Regions from separate parts of the Homo sapiens genome. Here regions 2, 3 and 4 are each linked to region 1. A link is a contact called in ENCODE Hi-C or POLR2A ChIA-PET data. All regions are on one chromosome and are shown on one strand. The core of a region is the stretch at or near the end of the contact, and the rest is flanking DNA. Distances in the headings are between cores, read along the strand shown.

Region 1 (3,293 bases), core at 274-2,773:
TGGGGAATGTCTTTATCTGCAGTGTGAAAATGGATTAATACAGATGTCCAGATCCTAATTCCCAGAATTTGTGATACGCAATGCTACATGGCAAGGGAGAATTAAGGTTGCAGACAGAATGAAGGCTGCTAATTAGCTGACCTTGAGATGGGAAATTATCTAGATTATCTGGATAGGCACAATGTAATCACAAGGTCCTTCTAAGTGAAAGAAGGAAGCAGGAGACTCAAAGAAGGAGATGTGACACAGAAGCAGAGGCTGGAGCCATGAGATTGCTGACTTTGAAGATGAAGGAAAGGGCTGCAAGCCAGGGAATGCGGGAGCCTCTGGAAGCTGGAAAAAGCAAGGAAAATAGATTTGTCCCTAGATCCTGCAAAGAGAAACACATCCCTGCCTACACCTGGATGATAGCCCAGTGAGACCTGTGCTGGACTTCCAGGACCTACAGTCCTGGAAGATAGTAGTAAATCTGTGTTGTTTTAAGCCACTAAATGTGTGAAAATTTATCACAGCAGCCTTAGCAATGAATACACTGCCCAACTTGTAAGCAGAGGATGTGGTGGCTTCAAAGTCCAGGCTTTTTCCCTGCTACTCCTTTCTTTCTTTCCTCCCTCATGCCCAATATCTGTCATCTGTTGATTGGTTAGTAACATTCTCAACGCCTTACTGTTTTATTAAACTTATAAAAACAATGTATTGGTTTAAAAAAAAACAATTCAGTGGTTGTGAAGGTAAGAATCAATAGACAATTTCTCCACCGTTAGCCCCGCCTCTTATAGAAGCACATGCAGCATGTCTTCTTCATACACGAATGTAATGCTAAAGCTGATGCAGTGGCTCAGGCCTGTGATCCCAGCACTTTGGGAGGCCGAGGCGGGAGGATCACTTGAGCCCTGGCGTTCGAGACCAGCCTGGGCAACAAAGTAAAACCCTGTCTCTAACAAAAAATCAAAAAGTTAGCTGGGCGTGGTGGCGGCGCACTTGTGGTCCCAGCCTCTGAGGTGGAAGGATCGCTTGAGCCTGGGAGGTTGAAGCTGCAGTGAGCTGTGATGGCACCACTGCACTCCAGCCTGGGTGGCAGAAGCAGACCCTCCCCCTGGAGGGGAGGGGAGGGGAGGGGAGGGGAGGGGAGGGGAGGGGAGGGGGAAAGAGAGATCCTACTCTCCATTTTAATACAACTTGCTTTTTTAATTAAAAACTATAGCTAGAACCGATAGATTTCACTCGTCCTTAAAAATAGTCCTGTATTATTTTATATAAACATCTCTCGCTATTTATCAAGGCCGTCACTTGTTCAGAAGTATTCTCACTTTTGTTTTGTTTTGTTTTGTTCTTAACAATTTGCTCCCTATATTCCTGGGCTGGCGCCTAGGCCTGCATCCGGGATTTGGCGCCACATCTGCGGGCAGGGCCTCTGAGGTCTAGGGGAGGGACGGCGCCGGCCAAGTCCCGCCCCCGTCCGCGTCGACCAATCAGCTCCCTGGAAGGCCCCTCCTCACCACCCCCCACCCCCGCAGTCTCCGCCTAAGACTTTCCAAGTCCTGTAGTTTCGAGCCCGCTGCCCTTTGCCTCCTGGGCGGAGAAGCTGCTTCCTCCTGGGAACAACCGCCTCCCGCTCCTAGCAGGTTGCTACTGCCCCGAACCCGCGCTGCAGGGAACAGCGGGGCAAACAGTGAGTGGGGTTCAGCGTAGACTCTGGACCAGGAGAGGCCCGCGGTGACCGAGGCCTGGGCCCCGGGTTAGTGTCCGGGGCGGGGAGCGGTGGGCGGGGTGCGACGTTTAGCGTCTGGGGAGGGCCGGGCGTGGATTGCGGCCTCTGCGCGCGCCCCCAGGTGATAGAGCCGTTCCACCGAGGATCCCTTCCTTCGTCTCTACCCCGTTGATGATTTTTCTCTGCAGCTCGGTGCCTATTTCATTCTCGCCGCATTGTTATGCCCTCTGCTGGGCAGGAGGCGATGACCCCCCCTATTTTCGTAGGATTTGTTTTTTGCTCCGCAAGGAGCCATTAAGATCTGAGCTAGCAGGAACCCTCGAGGCGATTTGATCTCGCCAGCTGGGGGCTTGCATTCTTCTAGGCTAGCTTGTCTCCGTTAAGCCCAGGTGGAAGTTCTCATCCACCCCAGTGCTCTAGGCGCCCACGGGCGCAGTGTGGGTTTGTGGTGGGGGAAGGGACCTGGGGAGGGGTGGCGGTGAGAGCGGCGCGGGGATTCAGGCTGAATGTTAGTCTGGAATGCATTTGGCCTGAAGCAGCAAGTGCTGGGTGATACAGTTCCCTGGTAAACAGCCGAGAGCTGGCCGCTAGTTTGGCCCAACCTGCAACGGAAGAAGGCCTTAAGTACAGGAGAAAAAGATCTTTGCCAATTGGATAATCATGGAAATTTAGAAGAAGTACAGCTCGAACTAGACGTAAAGGACAGAATGTGTCTGTCTAGCTGACCAGCCAACCATCGGTCCATCACTTTCATCCTCCAAACTAGTGATTTGTTGATGAATTGGTTTCAATACTTTGTTTTAAAATGTTGAATAAAAAGTAAATGAAATATCTCAGAATGGTCTAAAAAATAATGAAACGAATGCCTGACCATCTCCTTGGGTCAAGAAATAGGGCGTCACAGTACCTTAGAAGCCCATGAGTCCCAACTGATGCCCATGGTCCATTCTCCTCCATTCTCTGAGATGTGACATCTTTCGTGATTTTTGTCTTAATTTAATGAATCCCTTGCTTTTCTTTTTAGTTTTACCATATTTGTGTGTGTATTCCTAAAACATATGTATTGGCTTTCTCATTATAATGACATTATATTAATGACATTATCCTGTACGTATTCTTAAGTTTTATAGATTCATCTTTCATGCTTCCTTCCATTTTCGTTTTCGTCATTTAAGGTGTAAATGTACATAATTTATCCATTCTACTGCTGATGGACATTGGATTGTTTCTACTTTTGGAGGTGTATGATTTATCTATAAGCTATGTAACAAATTACCCCAACACCTAGCAGCTTCAAACCAAAGCGAACAAACAAAACAAGTCCTGTTACCTCCTATCTTACAGTTTCTGTGATCAGGAATCCAGGAGGGGCTTAGCTGGGAGTCTCTGACTCAGGGTCTCTCACAAGCTGTATCAACAATCAAGGTATTGACTGGGCCTCAGTCATCTCAAGGCTAGGCGTAGGGTCGAGGACCTCTCCCAGGCTTACTCACATGACTGCTGGCAGGCCGATTGGCCTCACTGACCCTGGCTGTACACATCAGTTCTTTGCCACATGGGCCTCTGTATAAAGAATGGTTGC
Region 2 (3,632 bases), core at 530-3,029, 910 kb before region 1:
AAGATTTTCTACTGATGATGTATGGATAACCTTATTAAAAAACAGAAATGAAGGCTAGCATGTAGAAAACCTTGGAGCCCAAGAGATTTTGTCTTTTGTAGAGCTTCTAATTTAGATGGTACATGGTAGTGACTGAATGCCAAATGAATGAAGGTTATGATAGAATGGGAGGAAATTGGAACTTGGAGAAGGTAACACTATGACAGGATTTTAGACTTAAAAAAAAAGATATTTGACCTGGAAAGCCATTGTAGGAAGAGAGGTAGTGATTGCGTATTTAAAGGAGTTTAAAAACAATAGCAGTTATATTTGCTGGAATATTTTTTATGTGAGCCATAACTCATAGAAGAATGGCTGTCTACACAGTGTTATTCTAGTCAACTGCATTAGATAGCATCTGGGTGAATGTTATATAAATAGCCTGCTTACTGAAAAATTTCAGTGCATATTACAGTTTATAATATGTTAAATAAATAATCTATTTAGGAAAAAATGCTGTCAAGGTATAATGAAAATGTAAATATATTCATTACTTTGTGTTAGTGCTATGGCTACTAAAAACATCAGGTTTTAATGTATGTCTCAGGAGGATTTAACAAGTAACAAAAGTCAGTGGGTCTAGGAAGTATTAATTGCTGGTTTGAGTTCATCAAAGTTAGGTCTAATTAAGGGTTCACTTAAAGAGGACAAAATGGGATCTCAGAAAAGTTATAAAAAAGTTTTTTCATTAGTTTAGCGATATAACTTGAAATTGGACCTGGAATGGCTACCTGCACCTTATAAGTTACAGTAAGCAGTATTAATACAAAAATAAAAAAGATTGATTACAGATTATTCCTGGCCTTCTCCCCTTTCCCTTTTCCCTCTTCTCAGCCTTTTAGATTTTTTTTTTACTTTTCCTGTCTTTGAAGCTTCCTTTCAATGTGCCCTGGATCTTAAGGATTTGTGTATTGAGATATAAATACAGGGAACTAAAGAAGTCCTCAAAACAGGTTATTAAAATGGAATGAAGATATATATGATATATATAAAAAGTTCTCAAAGTCACTTGTAATATAAATTGTCCCTTTGTCCAAACCACCACCTGCCCTATTTTAGCCCTACCTCATCACAGAATCTTTGACGAATAGTCGGTTTTAAAATACAGGATTCTGTCAATAAATTACTTATAGGAATATGTTCACTCTGTTTTTGGCAAAACTAGAAGGTGTTTGAAAACACGGAAATGAATCCAAAACCAATTACCGTTATGTCATCAATATAGGATTCGTGGTAATATGTGCTAAATGCTTTATTCTGCCGTGTAATAGCATACGAGAAAGGGCTGTGGGTCATGCGCATTTTTTAAGTTGTTGTATGCAGGTCCTGTGAATTTTAAGTCAGTTTTTGGCCTTTGTGCATAGTTGAAGATAAGATACTTGCTTGGTTTAATTTGTTTTTTAAAGTTAATGGTGAATGGTTGAGCCTGGAAAGTGTCAGGTTTACCTTAGTAAAAGAAATTTATTAGCTATGCTGATTAGCTCTAATTAAGTTTAAATGTGCGCAGACAGTTTTATCCAAAGTCTCTGTTGTGTTTGTAGTTTTAAACTCAGAATATATTTTCTCATGGAAATGAAATTACAATGTTGGTTAAGGTCTTAGACTGCCTTATAAAACTCACTCAATGCATAATGTAGCAGGATTTTAGAACTTTTGGCAATCAGATATGCTTCCTGGCTTCTGAATTTTTGGCAGGAAGTGTGAGATTGAGACTCCGGAAGTGGCAGTGGTAACAGGTTGTTAAGGCAGTGGAGGAAGTGTCCCCAGGTTCCAAGCATGACAGAAGCTGTGGCCCTTTAAATATGTGGGTTCTAAACCTGGTTGGTTGCCTGTATTATATATTCCAGCCCATTTTTCTTTGAGCCTCACTTCATGTATTAAAGCTCTACTTTCCCAGTAAATCACAGGCTGCATTATAATATTTTAGTTTTTCTTTATTCCTTCACGTAGTCATTGTGCATGAGCAATTCTAAGTTTCAATTGTGAAAGCTAATTATAATGTGAAACTGAAATCTCTGTGTTCTTGAAGAAGCTTGGAATATATTGACAGTTTTTTCTTTGAGAATTACTTTAATTTCTTTTATCTTTGTTCAGTATCTTAAGCTTTTAAAATAAGGACTAATTTTCAGAAGAGCTGTTCTTCTTTCCCGTAATGTCAGAATCTCACATAGTGATAACAGGCTAAATTTTCACTGAGGGTTGAAAAGCAATTCTTCTCCTTTTTTAATGGCAACACTGTCAAACTCGTGGTAGAATGATACAAATAATTCTTGTGGGCTGTAACCATTACTATCCTACACATGTAATTTCAGGTGTATTCAGTCTTTATGCGAGCTTGAATTCTAGGCAGCTGATCTGATAGTTTGCACATGCCAAGATTTTAAAGTTTATTATATTTTTATTGAAAGTTCTCATGTATCCAGTTGGTTTAAAAAATGATGTTTTAAAATGTGAATTCCTGCAGAGCTGAATTCTATGCTGTTGAATGCCCATACTCTACATAGAAATGGTAACGTTTCCAAGGGATGAAAAATAGGCTGAATTACTCTAAATTAAAGGTTTCCTGGTTTTTTATCTCTGGCATGTTTCTTCCATCCAACAAAATGGTGGTAGAGAGTTTCTTCTGAAGCTATAAACTTTAAATTTCCTTTACCTTTTTTTTCCCCAAACTTGCCTCTATGTAAGGCTATTTCGATAATGCTGTGGTCAGCTCTTGAGAGTACAAGATTTCTTTGCTGTAAAGAGAAACAATACTGGGATGTGGATGCTATATAAAGGAAGCTTTGGCTTAGTTCAACAGTGATCTCATAGCTACAGTTTTTGTGTGGCTTATTCCGACTATAATTTTTGGCTGTGCTCTGGATGTCATAACATTAATTTCAGGTTGAAATGGCTGTCGAAATTCAGATTTGGCATTTCTTTTCTCTAGATTTTGCCCAGCACATCTTTGTCCTTGTAGGAAGGATACTCCTCTATTGTTATTCTGCCTTTTTATAATCTTCCTATTTTTGAGGTGTTGGAACATTAGTCTTCAAGGCCTTCTTGGGAGAGATTGAACTGGATGGGTGGTTGGATTAACTTATATTGATTTTCAGGCAAGAAGCCTGTGACGCTAGCTTGCCTTACAGAGTGGGACAAAGGGGAGGACCAGCAGTGTGCCCAGTCTAGTGAAGCATACTTTTTTTTTTTTCTGGTCACAGGAAGTAGTTAGGGATTTTGGACATCTTGGCTGTAGGTGATGAAATCCGATTTGTTTCCTCTGATAAAAGGGCAGTGAAGGCAAGAAGTATGATAAAGTGTATCATGGAGAGTGGTTGTTAACTAAAGAATTCAGGCATGGTGGTCTGAGTTGATCATAGGTCACTCAGGACTCCTGCTTTGACTCAGTAGAAAGTAGCCAACGTGTTGAAGAAATATTTTTTTTAGTGAAAAAGTAGTGGGTATTTTATTTAATATAATTACAGATATAGCAGAATATCTTGGCATTTGTCACTGAATCTTTTTAATAAGCCTCTTGCAGAACAGTTAAGAGAATGTGAAAAGCAACAAACTGTTGAAATATAATACTAATAAAAGCCATCACAATCGCTGCA
Region 3 (3,366 bases), core at 867-3,366, 930 kb before region 1:
GGTACACGCTTTCGGAAAAATGTTGCAGATAGACCTGCTTGATGCAGGCTTGCCACAAACTTTCAATTTGTAAAAGCGGTATCTGTAAAGCACAATAAAGCTAAACACAATAAAAGGAGGTATGCCTGTAATTCCTGGTATGAAGTACCATAATTCTCCATTTTTTTCCCATTATTTGTTAATTTATTTCACATTTACTGAACTTATCTTGGTGAGACACACTGTGTGGCTGGAGAAATAGCAGGGAAGGAAATAGACAAGGCTCCTGCCCTTAGAGAGCTAGCTCTCTAGTAGGGGGAGACAAATCATTAACAAGTAAACTGTGCTAGAGTGAGGATTCAAGGGCCAACAACTAAATTTTGGTCCTTGTTTTCCTGGAGCCTACATTTTAGGGTAATTAAATAAAATATAAAAGACCTCAACACTGACTGGAACATAATAATTGATCAGTAAGTGTAAATTTTTATTACTGCTTAAAAAATTGGTTACAATCTGCCATTGAATTCATTGTTCAAGATTTCGTTCTGAATATTGGTGATGTGTTTTTGCCATTTGACTACCTTCTATAATTTGCCTTGCCTGTTTATATCCTTGGTCATAATTTTTCTGGTTTGCCTTTTACTAATGGACATGTAGTTCTGAGGCAGAATAGGGTCTGGAGGCAGGGAATGTTAAGGCCGATTCATGCTGACTTCCTGGAACTAAATCAAATTGCAGTACTTCAGCAATGACAGGAAACATCCTCTCCATTTACACAGGGCTTATATCCAGTAAATGACTTTAAAATTTACTTCATCCTCTTCATTTACATAGGGCATAAGCCAAGTAACCAATGGAAACCTCTAGCTGGCATTTAAACCCCAGAACATTCTCTAACGGCACTCTTGAGCCCCTATCCTCGGGCGCTCCCAACCTATGGGGTGTACTTTCATCTTCAATAAATCTCTGTTTTTGCTTCATTCTTTCCTTGCTTTGTGCGTTTTGTCCAATTCTTTGTTCAAGACGCCAAGAACCTGGACACATCAACTGGTAACAGCTCTTCATAGGATAAACACATGGCAACCACTTGTCTATTACATGTGCAGATAGTTTCCTTGTACCCCAATTGTCTTTTAGGTTCATTAAGGTCATATTTAAACATGGACTTTTGAAATTTGTTGTAGCTAAACCCGTATATAAGCATTTAGGCTTCCTCCTTCTTTGGGTCTTTTCTTGTGGACTCCCATGCACATAGCTGTAAGCTTTTCCCCTGTTAAACTGTCTTAAGTCAATTTAACCTCTTAGGCCCAGGTGGAAACCTTAAGAGGGTAGAGGGAGATTAGGTTCGCTCACTATTGGAAAAGCCTGTATTGCAACAGTGACGCTCTGCAGCTGCAGATAGGTGGCTTAAAGTTTCTTCCAACAAAAACATTCTGTTTCCACAAAGCAAAGTAAGGAAAGCTCTTAACGGAGTGTTCCCTAAAGAAAGCTTTTTTTTTTTCTTTGAGATGGAGTCTCGCTTTGTCGCCCAGACTGGAGTGCACTGGTGTGATCTTGGCTCACTGCAACCTCCGGCCTCCCGGGTTCAAGCGATTCTCCTGCCTCGGCCTCCCGAGTAGCTGGGCCTACAGGCGCGCGCCACCATGCCCGGCTAATTTTTTGTATTTTTAGTAGAGACGAGGTTTCACCATGCTGGCCAGGCTGGTCTCGAACTTCTGACCTCATGATCCGTCCGCCTCGGCCTCCCAAACTGCTGGGATTACAGGCGTGAGTCACCGCACCCGGCCAGGAAGGAAAGCTTTTAACCCGACGGCTCAGGGAGGACACCGGTAGCAGGACTAGAAGCAGCACAGTGGAAAGTAAGTTTGGCTTGGAAGCTAGGTCAAGCATGGGTGATAGGGAATTCGCCACTTAGTTTGAAGCAAATGGCCTCCTTGTTAAAGCTGAGTGCAGAGGGCCCGGCAGCAGTACTACAGCTAGCAGAACCAGCCCAGAAAACGAAGCCTTGGAGACTTGAGGTGGGTAGTGCCGGACGCAGAGCACAGGGCGCGGCTCCCACTTGCCTCCGGCTCCCGGAAGCGGGCGGGGCCACCTCGCGTCCCGGGGGCTAAAACCTGCGAGCGAGGACCGCGCGCCAAGGCTCCTCAGCCGAGCGCCGAGCGGTCGATCGCCGTAGCTCCCGCAGCCTGCGATCTCCAGTCTGTGGCTCCTACCAGCCATTGTGTAAGTGCGACTGCTGCCGGGCGCGCGGGCCGCGGAAGGGGGCGGCCGCCTCTCGCTCCCCAGGTTCCCGGATGGTGATGGGTTCGCGGAGAGAGGCGGCAGGGGCAACCCCTCGGACCTCATAGCGGCCCGCGCGGCCGGTCTCCGGGGGCCCCCGCCCGCGGCGGTGCTGTAGGCGAGCCGTGGCGGGTCCCCAGCGCCGGGTGCTGCGCCGCAGCTCAGCTGGCTCCTGGGTCCCGGAGCGCGCCGCTGCCGAGTGCCAGGTTCAGGCGGCTCCCGTGCTGTTGGTTCTGCGCGATGTTTAATTAAAACTGAGAGTCTAACTTCACTTTTTTTTTTTTAATGCAGAGGCCAATAATCCGTTATGGAGCATGCCTTTACCCCGTTGGAGCCCCTGCTTTCCACTGGTACTGTATTTCTTTCCACGGTTTAGTGTCACTGACGTGCCCCTCCCCAGCGACGGGAACAGGTCGAAAGGACGGGGCTCTAGAGCCAGCGTGACTTCCAGCCTGGGTTCTGTCCCTGATTTCCTAGCTCTGTACCGCTAAGCATATCAGCCTCTCGCCGGTCTCATTTTCCTCATCTGAAAAATGAGCTTACGTATCAGTCCTTGCTGTGAGGACGAAATGACAAGATACAGTGTGTGTAGTCCGTGTGGAGCCCAGTAAGCGCTTCCCGGCTGTTGCGCCTCCACCAACAGCGCGAACAAATCTGGAACATAGCGGAACATTAGACATTGCAGGCATTAAGGACGGTCATCGTTGCCTGACCGTGATGCATTTTTAATCCATTGAAAGTGCCCCGAGCTTATCTAATAAAAGATTGGCAAATGATTATATCAAGTGTTTTAAATCTATATAACACTCAGGATATTTTATTCTTCTAAGATTTGAAATTACTGTGTAACCGAGTTCAGGCTGGGCTGCTCGCTGCTTGCAGAGCCAATCAACAAGGACGAAGGGCCCGGAAAGGAAAGTGACTACTTTCCAAAGCTAGCAATGGGGAAGTAGTCCAAGCTTCTGCCTTAACGAAACCATTTCAAATTTGGACAAAATGTAAGAGCTTATAAAGGGGCGCTTGGTATTGGGGCTCGGGGGCCCCAGTCTACGTGACTTGCTCAGATATTTATCTTGGGTTTTTGCCTCATCTGGTGAATGGGCTGGC
Region 4 (3,556 bases), core at 987-3,486, 610 kb after region 1:
CAGCTTCTGCTTATAAACTAAAATAATCCTATTGCCAATATGTCATCTACATGCCTAGTTTACATAAATCCAGAGTTCTCTAGCCTGCCCCGTCACATTTTCCACATATGTAACAGCAGGAAGGGTGGCACCTGATAGCAGTGAAAATACAATAACTTCCATTTATAACTTAAAAACCTACTCTAAAATGCATTCTGATTTCTAAGGTGTTAAAACATGAGGGGAGGCCGGGCACGGTGGCTCATGCCTGTAATCCCTGCACTTTGGGAGGCTAAGGTGGGCAGATCACCTGAGGTCAGGAGTTCAAGACCAGCCTGGCCAACATGGTGAAACCCTGTCTCTACTAAAAATACAAAAAATTAGCCGAGTGTGGTGCTGCATGCCTGTAGTCCTAGCTACTCGGGAGGCTGAGACAGGAGAATCGCTTGAACCTTGGAGATGGAGGTTGCAGTGAGCTGAGATCATTCCACTGCACTCCAGCCTGGGTGACACAGCAAAGACTCCGTCCAAAAAAAAAAAAAAAAAAAAAAAGGGAGGGAAAAAATGTGTATCTTAGAGTCAGTGAAATACCACACATCTATGGAATGGATGCACTTGGCTTGCAGATGCTATTGGGTGAGAGATTTATAGTTAGAAGAGGGAAGAGCTGGGTCCTGGAAGAACTGGGAGAACTAAGATAGCAGGTGGGATCCTAAAACAGATGAAGTGGGTTGGAAGCAGCCAATGAATCTGAGGTTTGGAAAAATGAGTCTGAAACTCCATTTTTTCTTCTTTTTACTGTAATATTTCCATTACCCAAGACTTTCAGGAAAAACTGGCTACAAGAAAAAGAGCTATACAAATAAAAAAACCTATTTAAGAATGAATCACTTTCGAATACGTCAAAGCAGTAATAACGATCACATATAACACTGCAGCTGGGATACTAACCAGTGGTGCAGCAGATTTCTTCCATTAGTTTACCAGTAGTATTCGCTCCTTAAATCGTTCTCTTCCTCTGGTTTCCATGACAGCATTCTTTGGGAGTCTTCTCTCTGCCTACCCAGTTCCTGTTTTCTTTAGAGGGCCTTTGGCCTGCCCTTAATATTGATATTCCATTAGGGACGCCCCTTCAAAGAGCCTTTCCCTAGACAATCTCACCCATACTTGCAACTTACTGACTTATAGTTCTTAACTCTCTCGAGTTCCAGACTTGAATTTTCAATCAACTCTTTAGTTTTAATCTGAAGCATCACCCCCTCTGCACACCCGCTCCTTCCTCTACTCTGTAGTATGAGAGTCTTAAACGTGAACATTATAAAAGTTTCCAATCATTTAGAATTTCAGGACACAACTGGAAGGGGAGGAGGGGCGAAGGGCACCACGGAGTTCCTACGTCTTAATTCTGTGTCCTTCTGCAGGTTCCCTTTGCGAAGACCTTAATCTTCAGTCTCGAGCAGGAGGCATTACAATGTTCTCCTGGGTGATGACTGCCATGAAATGGAATGACCGGGGCAGAGGCATGGACACTCGGAGCCACAGGAACCCCCTTGTTCTGCCAAAAGTACTCAATTTCCAAACCCTGTATTGACTTCTTTGAAAATCTGGTCATTCTATGCAAAGCCATGCAGATCATGATACAATCGATACAAATCAAATGCACATCAGGCAGAGCACCGAGGTCTGCAGAAGGTCTCGTCGATTTTTAAGGAGACAGAGTATGGTCTTTTTATAGTTTCCCTCATAAGGGAGCCAGAGGAAAGGATGAAGAATCTTCAAGAGAACCCAAGAGCGGGCAGGACTGCAAAGACCTCCCCTTTAGAACCCTCGTGGGTTGAACAAAGGGAGGCTGGGGCAGTCTTTTCCCACGAGAGACAAGGCCAAGAGGTCCGCCCGCGGGCCCTTGCGCGGAGTCAGGCTCGGAGCGGCTCGGGCGGGCGTCCCACCCTTGGCAGGAAGCGCGGACACGGCTGCTTTCCGGGGCTCCGAGGGGAGGGGGCTGCAGGGCCGCACGCCTGGGGGCCACGCTCCCCTTCCCTGGGCTCCCCTAAGGAGCCCTAAGACCGTTCCCTACTTACCTGCGTCCCCTGTCAGCGGCCATCAGCTCCTTGTGCTGGAAGGTGGACCAAGACCCCGCGCTCGGCGCCGCCATTTCCCGCTTTTCCCGGGCTCTCCGCTGCGCACCGCCCACAGCCCAAACAAACCGGGGGCCGTCGCTTCCCCCACATCCCTCCCCTCAGACGCGGACGCACACTGCGCCTGCGCCTGCGCCCTGCCGCGCCCACACACCAGGCCACCCAGTCCCCGGCCCGGTGCGTGCGCAGGCGCAGAGCTCTAGCGGCGGCCGCGCGGTCCAATGGGGTGAAGTGGGGTGCTCGGCGGACAGACAAAAGGAGGGGAAGGAGCGGGGCGGGGCAAAGGGCGGGGAAAGAGCGAGGGCGGGCGGGTGTGCTCCGTTCGGCCTGGGAATCCGATTGGTTATCGATTCCCGCGGAAATCACCCCGGTGCCTCTCGCGCCCCCTGGCCGGCCTATGGCGATAACTTCACGGAGACGGGCGTGGCTGGAGTTTTGCTTTATTGAAGTTGAACGGTTGGGGCCAGGCTGCGAAGGAGACTGAGAGCGCGACAAGGCCCTGGACAGATGCCCGCGCGGGGAAGGAAGGCTGGCTTAGGAGGGGGCGTCAGCTATGGTTTAGCAGCTTCCAGCGACCGAAACCTACATCACAGCCGCAGCACACAATTCCAGGAAACCTGGTGCTCAATATTGGGATCTCAGGAATCAGGACCGGCGGCTGGGGTGAAAGCCTAGCGGTCAGAGCTTAGGAGTGAGGCAGAAGCTGTTAGAGACTCTTCGCAAGTGACCCCGGGGCTACATATGGATGATTCAAGAGGGAGTCTCCTCGCCAGAAAGTTCACATGTTTCACTCCTTCTGGCCTTCATACCAACCCATTGTTAAAACTGGAAGTCCCTCCACCTGGGGTCACTGACTCCACTGTTTTCAGATAGGATGGGGACCCTGCACTGGAGACTGCTCTCTAGCCCCTGGGCAGGAGAGGCACAGACACTGCTACGCACGCGGAGCAGGGATCACCAGCGCTTTGACTGACTTTGCTCGTCCAGGAGGCTGGGGACATGCGTGCCCATGCTCAGCCCACCCCCTCTGTAGACACAATTGGTCGCCCATTCTGTTTATAGGAAGTCTTCCATCCTGCACCAGCAGCTGTCCCTAGACAGGGATTGGGAGACATGCAAGTTGCTTGGCTTCCTATTACCTTGTGTTGAAAACACAATAGGCTTTGGGATCAGGAGTTCATTCCAGTTATTTTAATGTTATTTACTAGCAGTGTGCCCTCGTGCACATTATCAAACTCCTCTGACTCTTGGAATCCTCATTTTTCAATAATAACTCACAAAGCTGTCAAGCCTAAGGGTTCTAACAGCTCGAACAGCACCTGGAACAGAAGCAATAGCCGCCACTCAGAGGTTACTTCTTCCTTCTCCGCCTTCTCTGGATCACCTCCCTACCTCATCCTCAATCTAACGCTGGAAATATTGGATATGGGGTAGGTCACCAA

Evidence for each region. A loop is a pair of places that touch in the nucleus more often than their neighbours do. ChIA-PET counts read pairs that join two places held with the same protein, here RNA polymerase II (POLR2A). Pooled maps may share reads with other maps.
Region 2: a loop to region 1 is called in a map with no recorded cell type, with 4 times the contacts of the local background. The contact joins the enhancer-like site here to the promoter of TCAF1 in region 1. A Hi-C loop is called at or near these places in 3 of 37 single-sample maps with no recorded cell type and 2 of 50 pooled maps.
Region 3: a map of sigmoid colon shows a loop between it and region 1 (5-fold over the local background). The contact joins the promoter of TPK1 here to the promoter of TCAF1 in region 1. A Hi-C loop is called at or near these places in 2 of 168 maps with a recorded cell type or tissue (ascending aorta and sigmoid colon), 11 of 37 single-sample maps with no recorded cell type and 18 of 50 pooled maps. POLR2A ChIA-PET finds 5 or more read pairs at or near these places in 1 of 52 experiments (PC-9).
Region 4: a map of B cell shows a loop between it and region 1 (8-fold over the local background). The contact joins the promoter of CASP2 here to the promoter of TCAF1 in region 1. A Hi-C loop is called at or near these places in 3 of 168 maps with a recorded cell type or tissue (B cell, CD4-positive, alpha-beta T cell and ascending aorta), 2 of 37 single-sample maps with no recorded cell type and 17 of 50 pooled maps. POLR2A ChIA-PET finds 5 or more read pairs at or near these places in 2 of 52 experiments (HepG2 and WTC11).

What each region holds. Positions count from the first base shown.
Region 1 is chr7:143,900,406-143,903,698 of GRCh38, reverse strand. TCAF1 (TRPM8 channel associated factor 1) reads left to right here and starts at 1,523. Exons shown (of 9, transcript NM_014719.3): 1 at 1,523-1,738. It overlaps LOC105375549 (a long non-coding RNA gene), which reads right to left. Exons shown (of 3, transcript XR_007060574.1): 3 at 1,746-3,293. RefSeq lists a silencer at 1,363-1,502 and enhancers at 2,293-2,342, 2,018-2,555.
Region 2 is chr7:144,811,223-144,814,854 of GRCh38, reverse strand. The region is part of intron 2 of TPK1 (thiamin pyrophosphokinase 1); the gene reads left to right. Among named protein-coding and RNA genes, the nearest start is that of TPK1, 23 kb to the left of the region's middle. Within about 2 kb of position 1,779, at least 5 of the 41 ENCODE cell types and tissues checked have a DNase peak (open chromatin) inside an H3K27ac peak, as active enhancers do.
Region 3 is chr7:144,834,803-144,838,168 of GRCh38, reverse strand. TPK1 (thiamin pyrophosphokinase 1) reads left to right here and starts at 2,116. Exons shown (of 9, transcript NM_022445.4): 1 at 2,116-2,202; 2 at 2,551-2,609. The coding sequence starts at 2,567. RefSeq lists an enhancer at 1,906-1,975 and a silencer at 2,276-2,375.
Region 4 is chr7:143,287,031-143,290,586 of GRCh38, reverse strand. It overlaps CASP2 (caspase 2), which reads right to left and starts at 2,236. Exons shown (of 11, transcript NM_032982.4): 1 at 2,058-2,236. The coding sequence starts at 2,131. TMEM139 (transmembrane protein 139) reads right to left here. Exons shown (of 3, transcript NM_001282876.2): 3 at 2,539-3,556. RefSeq lists a silencer at 1,860-2,609.